3 separate regions of the Homo sapiens genome follow, and all the other regions are linked to region 1. Evidence: chromatin contacts called from ENCODE Hi-C or POLR2A ChIA-PET data. All regions are on one chromosome and are shown on one strand. The core of a region is the stretch at or near the end of the contact, and the rest is flanking DNA. Distances in the headings are between cores, read along the strand shown. Region 1 overlaps AP1S3 (adaptor related protein complex 1 subunit sigma 3). Region 2 overlaps LOC124907988 (a long non-coding RNA gene). Region 3 overlaps AP1S3 (adaptor related protein complex 1 subunit sigma 3).

The links. Hi-C counts contacts between places; a loop is a spot of excess contacts on that map. ChIA-PET counts read pairs that join two places held with the same protein, here RNA polymerase II (POLR2A). Pooled maps may share reads with other maps.
Region 2: a map of Caco-2 shows a loop between it and region 1 (5-fold over the local background). The contact joins two enhancer-like sites. A Hi-C loop is called at or near these places in 12 of 168 maps with a recorded cell type or tissue (B cell, Caco-2, Calu3 and 9 more), 19 of 37 single-sample maps with no recorded cell type and 13 of 50 pooled maps. POLR2A ChIA-PET finds 5 or more read pairs at or near these places in 8 of 52 experiments (Caco-2, HEK293T, HepG2 and 5 more).
Region 3: a loop to region 1 is called in a map of PC-9, with 6 times the contacts of the local background. The contact joins two enhancer-like sites. A Hi-C loop is called at or near these places in 8 of 168 maps with a recorded cell type or tissue (Caco-2, Calu3, MCF 10A and 5 more), 16 of 37 single-sample maps with no recorded cell type and 14 of 50 pooled maps. POLR2A ChIA-PET finds 5 or more read pairs at or near these places in 6 of 52 experiments (A673, GM10248, HCT116 and 3 more).

The regions. Positions count from the first base shown.
Region 1 is chr2:223,796,934-223,801,353 of GRCh38, forward strand. All of the region lies in intron 1 of AP1S3 (adaptor related protein complex 1 subunit sigma 3), which reads right to left. Among named protein-coding and RNA genes, the nearest start is that of AP1S3, 38 kb to the right of the region's middle. RefSeq lists an enhancer at 1,139-1,188. Within about 2 kb of position 2,623, at least 5 of the 41 ENCODE cell types and tissues checked have a DNase peak (open chromatin) inside an H3K27ac peak, as active enhancers do; they include HCT116, PC-3, PC-9 and 1 more, where a contact is called at or near this core.
Region 2 is chr2:223,851,590-223,856,009 of GRCh38, forward strand. It overlaps LOC124907988 (a long non-coding RNA gene), which reads right to left. Exons shown (of 2, transcript XR_007088099.1): 1 at 4,189-4,420. Among named protein-coding and RNA genes, the nearest start is that of AP1S3, 16 kb to the left of the region's middle. Within about 2 kb of position 2,047, at least 2 of the 41 ENCODE cell types and tissues checked have a DNase peak (open chromatin) inside an H3K27ac peak, as active enhancers do; they include PC-3 and PC-9, where a contact is called at or near this core.
Region 3 is chr2:223,758,534-223,762,953 of GRCh38, forward strand. AP1S3 (adaptor related protein complex 1 subunit sigma 3) reads right to left here. Exons shown (of 5, transcript NM_001039569.2): 5 at 1-217. The coding sequence ends at 182. Among named protein-coding and RNA genes, the nearest start is that of AP1S3, 77 kb to the right of the region's middle. RefSeq lists a silencer at 2,379-2,673 and an enhancer at 3,196-3,565. Within about 2 kb of position 2,463, at least 16 of the 41 ENCODE cell types and tissues checked have a DNase peak (open chromatin) inside an H3K27ac peak, as active enhancers do; they include HCT116, PC-3, PC-9 and 1 more, where a contact is called at or near this core.

The DNA.
Region 1 (4,420 bases), core at 1,373-3,872:
GATTACAGGCATGAGCCACGGCGCCTGGCCCTCTAACGACTTTTTCTATCATTGAGTGGCAGCAGCAGAATTTTGAATTTTGAGTTTTCACCTTCCCTGCTGATTCCTTAATTGTACTGCATTACTCCTCTAAGGTGAATCACTTTCACTCTTTTCCCACCAGTTTCTACGCACAGTCATAGCACCAGTTAGTGGGGATCGGAAGGCAGGTGTGGCCTGAACCAACTTCCCTCGTCTCTCTCTCCAGACCTCATGTCTTCATATCCAAATGCCTTTCACAGGCTTGGCAGAGGCAGGTAACATATTAAATAAGGGTAAAGATCAGCATCATACAATAGGGGGTGGAGGAGAGAGCAGCAACTATGAATCACAAGCTCCAACGAAAGCCGCAGCCACAGCTCTGCCATAGTCAAGTGTGGCCAAGAAAAACATGTCAATCACTGTTGCTAAGTCTTCAGATTTTTTTCCCAAAAGCCTGAAATCTGGATGATTAGGTGAAATATTGGAGTTGTCTTAACGTTGTCAATTAATAATAATAAAACCTTGTTCAGGCTGACACAGCTCACGCCTGTAATCCCAGCACTTTGGGAGGCTGAGGCAGGTGGGTCACCTGAGATCAGGAGTTCGAGACCAGCCTGGCCAACATGGCACAACCCCGTTTCTACTAAAAATACAAAAATTAGCCGGCCATGGTTATAGGCAGGTGCCTACAATCTCAACTACCTGGGAGGCTGAGGCAGAAGAATCACTTGAACCCGGGGGGCAGGGGTTGCAGTGAGCTGAGATCGTACCTCTTCACTCCAGCCTGGGCCAAAGAGCAAAACTCCGTCTCAAAAAAATAAATAAAATAAAATAAAATAAAACCTTGTTCAAGCTAAACAAAGCACACTGTGTGTGGATGTGGTCTGCAAGCTCTGTTTGGCTGCAGGCCTCATTTGAGGCTGCTGAATCAGATGATAGCTGGAGTCCCTCATCGCACTAACACTCTACAGCTTTGCTTGGCTCAAGAGATTTCTCCTTTCTGTGGCTTCTGAGACTACCTATTTGAGGAAGTGGTCCTCTGACCCAAGAACCTCGCTTCTATATCTCAGCCGAATATTACTGTCAAATCTATTCTGAGGTCAAAGTCTCTCATTTACATATATACATCAAATGTCATAGGTTTTTTTTCCCCTCAAGATTGCCAGCTCAGGTTTCCATGATAAATGAGAGGAAAATTTACATAAAAAATTTAAATCTCCACAATCTCAGAATGTCATTTTTGGCCTGCTGTCAATCTCAGAATCTCAGGTAGGCCTGTCATGTCAGCCTTTTTCCTGAAATAAAATGTTGAAAAGACACTGGCCAACATATTTCAATTATTTTCCTAATCCTTGCACACCATCTGGTGGCAGAACTAGCTACTGTGAAATGTTCAGGGAAAGGCAAATTAAGTGGATCTGAGGGGGCAGAACAGAGCTAGGAAGAACAGGATAAGAGGAACAACAATAAGGGGAAAAAAATGGAATAACACAGAAACAAACTGTTGACATGTATTAAGTCCATGCCAGCTACAAGTAACCTGCAGAATAAAAGGTTAACTGCTATGAATTATTAAGTAGCCACTTACGTGAAATGTGAACATTCTCTCTATAAAGACAATTCCTCATAAAATTGTCTGTCTGTTATCCATCCACCTGTATGGCACAGTAAAATTTAATGGAAGAAAAGAAGGAAGGAAGGATAGACAGGTAGTTACACTGAAAGGACAGAATAATCCACTTGCTATGAATTGAATTGTGTCCCCTAAATTCATATGTTACAGTCCTAACCCCCCAGTACTTCAGAATTCAACTTTATTTGGACATAGATGTTGCAGCTGGGTGCAGTGGCTCATGCCTATAATCCTAGCACTTTGGGAGGCCAAGGTGGGCAGATCACCTGAGGTCCGGAGTTTGAGACCAGCCTGGCCAACGTGGTGCAGCCCCATCTCTACTAAAAATACAAAAATTAGCTGGGTGTGGTAGCTGGTACCTGTAATCTCACCTACTCAGGAGGCTGAGACAGGAGAATCACTTGAACCCAGGAGGCGGAGGTTGCATGGAGCGAGATTGCGCCACTGCACTCCAGCCTGGGCAACAAGAGTGAAACTCCATTTCAAAATAAAAAGAGAGAGAGGGAGATAAGAAATAGACATTGCAGATGTAACTTGTTAAGATGAGGTCATACTAGAGTAGGGTGGGCCCCTAGTTCATTGTCACTGGTGGACTCATATAAAAGGGAAATTCGGGCCTAGACACACACACACACACACACACACACACACACACACACACACAAACACCACATGAAGGTGAAGGCAGAGATTGGGGTAATGCAACTGAAGCAAAGGTGCACCAAAGACTGCCCTTAAACCACCGCAAGCCAGGAGAAAGGCAAGCAACCCATTCTCTCTTGAGAGTTCCTAGAAGAAACCATTCTTGCCAGGCTTCTAGCCTCCAGAACTATGAGATGATAAATGTCAGTGTTTAGGCCACCCAGCTCATGGTACTTCCTTATGGCAGCTTAGCAAAGCAATCCACCATATATCTCTGGCTTTGAATTTTATGCCTTTTATTTTTAATCTCAAAAATCATCACTGTTGTTTTCTATCTCATTACAATTCCATATTATAAAACCAGATCATCTACATTCCAAAGATAAAGTCAGCAGATTCCATTCAACTTAGCAAATATTTATTTAGTAGCTACCACAGTGAGGTATTTAAAATGAAATAATAACTCATTCCTAGACTCACAAAATTCTAGCATTAGAAAGGACAATAAAGCTGATTAGGTACAACACTTCTCATCCTAAAACTGAAGAAATCTTCTCATGAACCTAGGTGAAAAAAATCTTCAACAAAATATTAGCAATTCAAATCCAATAATATATAAATAGAATTACACACTACAAGCAAGTGGGATTTATCCCAGAATGCAAAGCCAGATCAGCATTCAAAAATCAATTAATGTATGGCCAGGTGTGGTGGCTCACACCTGTAATCCCAGCACTTCCCGAAGTGGGGCAAGGAGGGCGGATCACTTGAGGTCAGGAGTTCGAGACCAGCCTGATCAATGTGGCAAAACCCCATCTCTACTATAAATACGAAAATTAGCCAGGCATGGTGGCACACACCTCTAATCCCAGCTACTCGGGATGCTGAGACAAATGAATTGCTTCAACCCAGGAGGCGGAGGCTGCAGTGAGCTGAGATCGTACCACTGCACTCCAGCCTGGGCAACAAAGCGAGATTGCGTCTAAAAAAAAAAAAAAAAGAAAAAAAATCAATCAATGTAGTCCAAGTATGATGGCTCATATCTGTAATCCCAGAGCTTCAGGAGGCTGAGGCAAAAGGATCACTTGAGGTCAGGAGTTTGAGACCAGCCTGAGCAACATATCGAGAACCCATCCTTACAGAAAATAAATAAATAGCCAGGCATGGTGACGCACACTTGTAGTACTACATACTCAGGAGGCTGAGGTGGGAGGGTCACTTAAGCCTGAGTTCAAGGCTGCAATGAGCTATGATCAGGCCACTGCACTTCAGTCTGGTGACAGAGCAAGACCCTGTCTCTTTAAAAAAAAAATCAATTAATATAATTTATCACACCAACAGGCTAAAAAAGAAAAATCACATGATTATATCAACAGATACAGAAAAAGCATTTGAGAAAACTGAACATCAATTCATGATAAAACTTCTTAGCAAACTAGGAAGAGAGAGGAATGCCCCCAACTTGATAAAGAACATTTACAAAAAACTACAATTAACATTATACTTAATGATGATATACTAGAAGCTTTCCCTTTCAGGTCAGGAACAAGGCAGGGATGAACTCTCTCATTACTGCTTTTCAATATCATACTAGTCCTAGCTAATGCAATAGGACAAGAAAGGGAAATAAAAGTATACAAATAGGGAAGAAAGAAAACTGAAGAAATCAAGGCCCAGAGACCTGGTGATTATACCTTCAGTGGTACAGTTTGAGGCAGAATTAAGATGATCTCCACATTCCCAGCCCAAGGCTATTTGCACTTAGCATCTGACACTTTTTCTCATCCACCAAAGCTAAAACCCCTACTGTTCATTTTTTCCAGTTATGCAAATAATTATAACCAGAGAAGTCTTTTGCTAATACCAGAGACCTATGTATAACAGTCGATGGTTGACATATGTAGGGCATGCGTCAGACACCATGGAAGAAGCACATTACACACAGTACTTCATTTAATCTTCCTCATAACCATGAGAAGTAGATACTATTATTATTCCCACTTGATAAGGACTCTAGGGCTTAAAAAAGTTAAGTACCTTGTTCCAGATCGACGAGCTAGAAGGTTTCAGAGCTGGGCTTTGATTCCAGAGCCCATTCTCTTAACAGCAATGCAACATTGCCTC
Region 2 (4,420 bases), core at 797-3,296, 54 kb after region 1:
GAGTAATATAAAATGCTAGATTGTCTTTACAAAAAAAAAAGAGTGTATATTCAAAGGAAAAGAGGACTTTTTTAGGGGGGCAGGGGGGTGGAATGGAGTCTGGCTTTGTTGCCCAGGCTGGAGTACAGTGGTGCAGTCTCAGCTCACTGCAGCCTCTGCCTCTCATGTTCAAGTGATTCTCATGCCTCAGCCTCCTAAGTAGCAGGGACCACACCACATGATTCACCACATCCTGCTAGTTTTTTGTATTTTTAGTAGAGATGGGGTTTTACCATGTTGCTCAGGCTGGTCTCAAACTCCTGACCTCAGGTGATCCGCCCACCTCGGCCTCCCAAAACTGAGATTACAGGTGTGAGCCCCCATGCCCAGCAAAAGAGTACATTTTTGTCTATGTGATTATGCAAAGCCTGCCCTAATTGCTATTAAATTATTTTATTTTCTTTTTTGAGACAGTGTCTTACTCTGTCATCTGGGCTGGGGTGCAGTGATGCAATCTTGGTTCACTGCGGCCTCGACCTCCTGGGCTCAGGTAATCCTCTGACCTCAGCCTCCTGAGTAGCTGGTAACAGGCACCCAACACCACACCTGGCTCCTCTTTTTTTTTTTTTTTTTTTTTTTGTAGAGATGCGTTTCACCATGTTGTCCAGGCTGGTCTCAATTCCTGGGCTAGAGTAATTTGCCCATCTTGGACTCCCAAAGTGCTGGGATTACAGGCATGAGCCACTGCACCCAGCCTGAATTCTTAGCAATAATCTTTGAAATCTGCAAATAGACATGACTTACTTGGCATCATCAAACAAGATTTATCAGGTCTTTCTTTCAGAACAGAGCCCAGTTATAATGGCAATCTGATTAAAGGCTAACTCAACTAAAGATAAGTGCCCCTGGGAGGAGCAGCAACTGAGTTTCTCATTGGCTCAGAGAGGAGCAGCTCCTGAGTTTCTTATCTGGTAAGTCCTACTGAATATGAAGTACTTGAGCAAAGCATGCTGATGGTTATCACGGCTACATCAAAAAGGAAAAGGTATGGTATGCAAATGCACCTTAGATATGGGCTGGCAGTTATAGTCACAGTCAAAAACGCAGTATATGTCGGAGTAATGGTTGCTAAGACTTAAAGCCATTAGAGTAACCAGAATGTGTTCCCATGTAAAGACCAGCTTTTGAGTTGATCCTACAGTCAGTGTTGGTTGACTTGCCTTCCCCACTCAGGGTCTTGGTTTAAAAGAATGGGTGTCATTCCTGACTGCTGCATCCCACTCTTATCTGAGTTCTGCTACCATTTACTCACCATCCACATGCATCCTACTTTAGAAATCTGAATGCTCAAATAATTGCTACACTATAAAAAGTGCTCAGGCCAAGCCCAGTGGCTCACGCCTGTAATCCCAGCACTTTGGGAGGCCAAGGCAGGTGGATCACTTGAGGTCAGGAGTTTGAGACCAGCCTGCCCAGCCCAACATGGTGAAACCCTGTCTCTACCAAAAAATACAAAAATTAGCCAGGAGTGTTGGCATGCGCCTCTAGTTCCAGCTACTCAGGAGGCTGGGGCATGAGAATTGCTTGAACTCAGGAGGTGGAAGTTGCAGTGAGCTGAGATCGTGCCACTGCACTCTAGCCTGGGTGACAGAGTGAGACTCCATCTCAAAAAAAAAAAAAAGAAAAAGAAAAGAAAGAAAAGAAAAAGAAAAAAGGTGCTTACGGCTATCTGACATATCCAGTGGCCTAGAACTCCAGGAGAAGGTATAGGCAATTGCTCAATACAACAAAGTGATGTTTGGGGCCATGTTTAGAGCTGTGTAGAACAGAGCTTCATATATGAAAGGTCTTTGTTTGGTCTGAAGCTTAATGGTATCACACATTGCCAACCCCCTATCCAACATACTGAACTCCATAGTTGGTGTTAAATGTCAACATCAGCCAGAGAATCGTTAGTTAGCCCTGGTGCTCCTGATGAGTAATCTTTGGTTTTGTAGCTTTTAGGTGAACTCCCTGTGTAATCCTATGACCATGTGTAGGTTCAGCATAAGTGAAGTCACTAGGTAAATATATATATTGGGCAAGGGACCGAACAAACCTCAAGGACAGTGATTCAAAATCCATAGAATAGTTGGGGGCTTGGAGGGTTGGGAAGGATGGAGAACAATCAGTTACCTAGCCCTCAAGTGAGTTGGAAAGGGAAACGTTTGAGAGCTAAGCCCTACCCAGGGTATTGTGGATTCATAGTCCTGTGCTGAGTCCTGGATTGTCTTACAGAAGGAGAGAAGCATCTGCAGCCAGAAGCCTTGAGCACTGGTCCAGCTTCTTCTCCTACCAGTCAAGTGACTTTGGGCAAGATACTTCACTTCATTGTGCCTCAGTTTCCTAATCTGTAAAATGAAGATAATAATTCCTATGTCTCCTAAAGATGCTGGTAGGATTAGTCAGTACTCAGTAAGTATAGCTATTATTACTACTAGTATCAGAGGTGTTTTTTTGTTGTTTTTTGTTTGTTTGTTTTTTAAGACAGAGTCTCACTCTGTTGCCCAGGCTGGAGTGCAGTGGCATAATCTGGGCTCACTGCAACCTCTGCCTCCTGAGTTCAACTGGTTCTCCTGCCTAAGCCTCTTGAATAGCTGGGATTACAGGCACATGGCACCATGCTCTGCTAATTTTTTTATTTTTAGTAGAGACGGGGTTTCGCCATGTTGGCCAGTCTGGTCTCGAACTCCTGACCTCAGGTGATCCGCCTGCCTTGGCCTCCCAAAATGCTGGGATTACAGGCGTGAGCCACCATGCCCATCCATCAGAGATGTTTGAACCCAAGTGACTCCATCTTGAATAGGGGCTGGGAAAATAAGGCTGAGACCTCCTGGGCTGCATTCCCAGAAGGTTAGACATTCTTAGTCTCAGGATAAGATAGGAGGTTGGCATGTGATACAGGTCACAAAGACCCTGCTGATTAAACAGGATGCAGTAAGGAAGCTGGCCAACACCAACCCAAACCAAGATGGTGATGAAAGTGACCTCTTGTCATCCTTACTGCTCATTACATCCCAATTACATTAACATGCTAAAAAACTCCCACCAGTGCTATGACAGTTTACAAGTACCATGGCATTTGTAAAGTTACCCTATATAGAAGTTATCCTATATATAGTCTAAAAAACTATAGGCTATATACTCTAAAAAACCCTATATAGAAGTTACCCTATATAGTCTGTTCCCTCAGTTCTGGGAAATCTCTGCCCTTTCCCCAGAAAACTCATGAATAATCCACCCCTTGTTTAGCACATAATCAAGAAATAACTATAAGTATACTCAGTTAAGCAGCCCATACTGCTGCTCTGTCTATGAAGCAGTCATTCTTTTGTTTCTCTACTTCTCGAATTAACTTGCTTTCACTTTTACTCTATGGACTTGCCCTGAATTCTTTCCCACGCAAGGTTCAAGAATCTGCTCTTGGGGTCTGGATAGGGACCCCTTTCTGGTAACACTAGTGGTAAATGTTAACTATTGTTAATTAAAATTATAAAATTCAGCATGAAAAAGCTGCCTTGCATACACACTGCTCAAAATACCTTTTGCCAAAGCAGGTGAAGATGGTGCAGTCTTATGAGCATGTTTAAAAGCAATGGTGGGCCGGGCATGGTGGCTCATGCCTGTAATCCCAACACTTTGAGAGGCTGAGGTGGGTGGATCACTTGAGGCCAGGAGTTTGAGACCAGCCTGGCCAACATGGTGAAACCCTGTCTCTACTAAAAATACAAAGAAATTAGCCGGGTGTGGTGGTGGGCACCTGTAATCCCAGCACTCAGGAGGCTGAGGCTCGAGTATCATTTGAATCTAGGAGGTAGAGGTTGCAATGAGCTGAGATTGCACCATTGCAGTCCAACCAGGGCGAGAGAGAAAGACTCTGTCTCAAATAAATAAATAAATAAAAGCAATGATGAGAGCTGAGTGAGATGCCTTGGAATATCACCAGCAGTGTGAGCCCCACTCGAATTTCACATGAAACTCAACAAACAAGCAGAACAGTCATCGCACACAGAAGCAGGCTCTGTGCGGTCACATGCATAGGATTCTGCAGGGTAAGGAATATAAAAGCATACTGGTATTTGGTGGATCTGTAAAGTGGAGATTGTTACGTGAAGCAATGTCAGTAGGCTGCCTCCCACATTCAGAAATTTATGTGAGAAAATACTTTACCTTCTTCTATTTAAAACAATCAGGGCTACTGCAGTGGCTCATGCCTGTAATTCCAACACTTTGGGAGGCCAAGTCAGGAGAGTTGCTTGAGTCCGGGAGTTCAAGACCAGCCTGGCCAAGACCTGGCAAGACCCCATCTCTGTTTAAAAAATAATAGTAAAAAAAAAAATTAGGCAATCAAGTACTTTACTTTCTAATTTCTGTCCTTATGATATTATGCCACCTTAAGAAT
Region 3 (4,420 bases), core at 1,213-3,712, 39 kb before region 1:
TAATACAGACACATAGTAATTATAAATATGTTAAACAACTTTAACTTTGTTAGTTAACAAAGAATCCCTTTAAATTATTTTTGGCATGGTGCCTGAGGCTCCATCAAAAAACCGGATGGGAGGCGTTGCTTATTTACAGCTTCATAACATGTAGTGCTGGAGTCTTCAAGTAGATTTCCAGTTAAAATGTAGGCTTGTTCATGTATTCTTCCATTGTCTGAAAGCGAACAATAAATTAGAACAATTTTCCCTTTAAGTCACAGCCTTCCGCAGACTGTGAAATCTTCTGCATTCTTTTATTTATTTGCCATTGTTGAAAACAAGTTGTCAAAAGGATACATGGATATAAAATCTTTGCATTCTAATCAAAGTTTGAGTATAATTTGTATACACATCCATATGGGGCTGGAATTAAGTAACTTTCAACTGAGAAAAAGTTAAGCTTGATCATAAAGTGAATGTCTGATAAGAGAAATGCTTGGCCAGTGTGGTGCTCACGCCTGTAATACCAGCACTTTGGGAGGCTGAGGTGGGCAGATCACCTGAGGCCAGCCTGGCCAACATGACAAAACCCCATCTCGATGAAAAATACAAAAATTACCCGAGTGTGGTGGCATGCACCTGTATTCCCAGCTACTCGGGAAGCTGAGGCAGGAGAATTGCTTGAACCGGGAGGCGGAGGTTGAAGTGAGCCAAGATTGCACCACTGCACTCCAGCCTGGGTGACAGAGTGAGACTCCGTCTCAAAAACAAAAAAAAAAAAGAGAGAGAGAGAGAGATTGAAATGCTAAAGCAAAGTTGCCAAGATATCACTGTTGACTTAAGATAAACACGTTTGCTAAAATGATCAGGAGGACCACATCCAGGTACGTGTATTAGAGAATTCTGAATTACGTCTGTATAACATATGTATCGTTACCTATATTGTGCAGAGCATCTTTATTATACATATTGTCAAGACAAAAAAGATAAACAGACCAAAATTCTTAAGAATTTCTTTACTTCTCTACAAGGTTCACAGGAAAAAATGTATAGTTTCTGCCATATGTTTTCAAAGGCTTCCTCCCAAAGTATACAAATTATGTTTCTTTTTAACTTTTAAGTTCAGAGATACATGTGCAGGTTTGTTATAGAGGTAAACGTGTATCATGGGGATTTGTTATACAGATGATTTCATCATCCAGGTATTAAGCCTAGGACCCATGAGTCATTTTTCCTGATCCTCTCCCTCCTCCCACCCTCCACCCTCTGAAAGGCTCCAGTGTGTGTTGTTCCCTTCTATGTGTCCGTGTGTTCTCATCATTTAGCTCCCACTTTTAAGTGAGAACATGTGGCATTTGGTTTTCTGTCCCTGCACTAGTTTGCTCAGAATGATGGCCTCCAGCTCCATCCACGTCCCTGCAAAGGACATGATCTCATTCTTTTCATACTGTCCATCAGTTACTAAGTTTGCTAACATGCCCCAAAGCCATAATATTTTTTTTCAGCATTTAAAAAAAAATGTTTGAACAGACTCACAATTACAGGTAGAGTTCAAAGTTAACAGTGATGTTCCAGGTTCTATACCATGCAAGACAGATGGGCTTTCTCTTGCACACTCTCCTACTTTAAACATATATATTTGTGTCACACCAGGGCCCCAAGTTGAATCAATAAGAAAGCTCGAGAGGACAAAAAATCACCTGCCTCTTTCGTTTGAGTCACGATCTGCTCATTTAGCAATCCAAGTTCAACTTGTTCTTAAGCTTAAACTCCAGGGTATATGATTCATGTGAACCTGCCAGGAAATACGCTGACTGACATGGGCTGAAGATACCAAGGCTACTGGCCGAGCAAGATTGCTCAGGAGATACTAGGGCTAGAAATCTGCCCTTACCTTCAAAAGAGGTTTTCTAACTGGTTTTCACCAACTCTATCTAGAATTCCAGAGTTCTGCCAGAAAACATTTGTATTCAGTCATCCACATTTACTCAACAAAGCTCTCACCTCCTAAGTGGGCATTGGCCAAGACAGCCCCATACCCATCTACCCCTCTACAGATGCTGCCCGTGGGGTCTTTTAACTTAGCAGAGGGATCATACAGGCCATTGGGCCATGCTGGTTTTATGGAATCTAGAGTTTACACCATTTACATGGGAATACAAAGTTACAAATACAAAATCAGGTATAAAGTGTACTTAGAATGAGAAAAGAAACGACCACAGATTGTGAATTTTGAAGATGACAAATATCACAAAATAAAAAATGGTTGCATGTTATTTTCACGAATTAATTGCTTGACACTCCTCTATCATATATTATATTGTATGGCTACGTACTTTTTGCAGTTAAAATATCTTATTTTTGCAAAGTGGACAAAAACCCATGACCAGATGAGAGCATTGCTAGGCCCTGCCTGTAGCCTCGGGAGGGGCCTGGAGTTGACACTTTCCTGTCTTTGTGGTTCAGTGGCCTCTAGTCATTGGCACTGCTCACATCACCAGATGACTCAGTCTGCTAAACACCACACTGGCTGCCCTGTCTGAGCCGAGCCAGGCTGGTTACTCAAGCTATGTAAACCAATAAGGTAAAAGTTGGCATTTTCTTGAGCTTGCCACTTTAAAGGTTTGGGGCAGACTTTTAGAGCTGGCAGAACCTTAGTTGCTCTTACCTTCTCAAGACAGGAGCTGGAGTCTGTATCTTGGGTCCTCTTCTGGATACATCTAGCTCTGCTGTGTTTCTTATGCATATAGCACAGTGTATGTTATGACTTCCTACTGCATTGTGGTTTGGCCTAGCTGTTAACATGGTTTACGCTTTTAAGGGTGACAGTGTTAGGGTGCACCTAGCAGTTTCGCCTGCATCCACACGAGGGCACATAGAATCCTATTGCTCATGAGATACAATCTGACCCTCCCCTTCTTTTTTTTGAGACAGGGTCTCACTCTGTCACCCAGGCTGAAGTGCAGTGGTGCGATTACCGCTCACTGCAGCCTTGACCTCTCGGGCTCAAGTGATCCTTTCACCTTAGCCTTCCGAGTAGCTGGAATTACAGGTGTACACCACCATGCCTGGCTAATTTTATTACTTTTTGTAGAGACAAGGTTCTCACTATGTTGCCTAGGCTGGTCTCAAAACTCCTGGGCTCAAGCGGTCCTTCCGCATCAGCCTTCTGAGTAGCTGGGATTACAGGTGCACACCACCACACCTGGCTAATTTTATCATTTTTCTGTAGAGACAAGGTTCTCACTATGTTGCCTAGGCTGATCTCAAACTCTTGACTTAAGCAGTCTTCCTGCCTGGGACTCCCAAAGTGCTGGGAATACAGGCATGAGCCATCGCATCTGGCCTTGAGCCTCCCTTCTTGGCAGGCTGTTAGTTGGGGTAAAATATCTACTGTTTGTCGCTCCTACCTATTGCAAGTCCTGTGGTTAATGACCACTATCGCCTTTGAGAGTTTCATTTTCTTTTCTTTTTTGAGACAGAGTCTCACTCTGCCGCCCAGGCTAGAGTGCAGTGGCATGATCTCGGCTCACTGCAACCTCCGCCCCCTGGGTTCAAGCGATTCTCCTGCCTCAGCCTCCTGAGTAGCTGGGATTACAGGAGCCCACCACTGCACCTGGCTAATTTTTGTATTTTTAGTAGAGACGGAGTTTCACCATCTTGGCCAGGCTGGTCTTGAACACCTGACCTCGTGATCCACCTGCCTCGGCCCAAAGTGCTGGGATTATAGGCATGAGCCATTGTGCCCAGCAATTTTTTTTTTTTTTTTTTTTTTGAGATGGAGTCTTGCTCTGTCACCCAGGCTGGAGTGCAGTGGTGGAATCTCGGCTCACTGCAATCTCTGCCTTCTGGGTTCAAGCAAATCTCCTGCCTCAGCCTCCCAAGTAGCTGGGGTTACAGATGTGTACCACCACACCTGGCTAATTTTTGTATTTTTAGTAGGGATGGGATTTTGCCATGTTGGCTAGGCTGGCCTCGAACTCGTGGCCTCAAGTGATCCGCCCACCTCGGCCTCCCAAAGTGTTGGGCTTACAGACGTGAGCCACCACGCCCAGACAGAGGGTTTAATTTTCCTTCTAATAACTTTGTGCCATTGTCCACATTGTTGTTACCCCCAAATAAGTATTCCCAACCAAGTAAACAGTTCCTTTCTTTTCCTCTTATCAACATCTAGCCACCACACGCTCAGAATAAGCTTTGAGCATTTGGAGATTTGAGGCTATGTCTTCTTACTAAATCCGCAGGCAGGTGTAGCTTTTTAAAAGTTATTATTCTAAGAAACTGTTATTAAGTAGGAGCTAGAGAAAAGTCTTAGGGGCTACTGAAGATTGACAGCTGTTCTCACAGCTAAAGCAATGTCACAAAGGCCTCCCTTAACCTTCAGTAACTACAAATATATGATTGGGTCCAAAGGACAGGAAAAAAAAAAAAGCAGTAA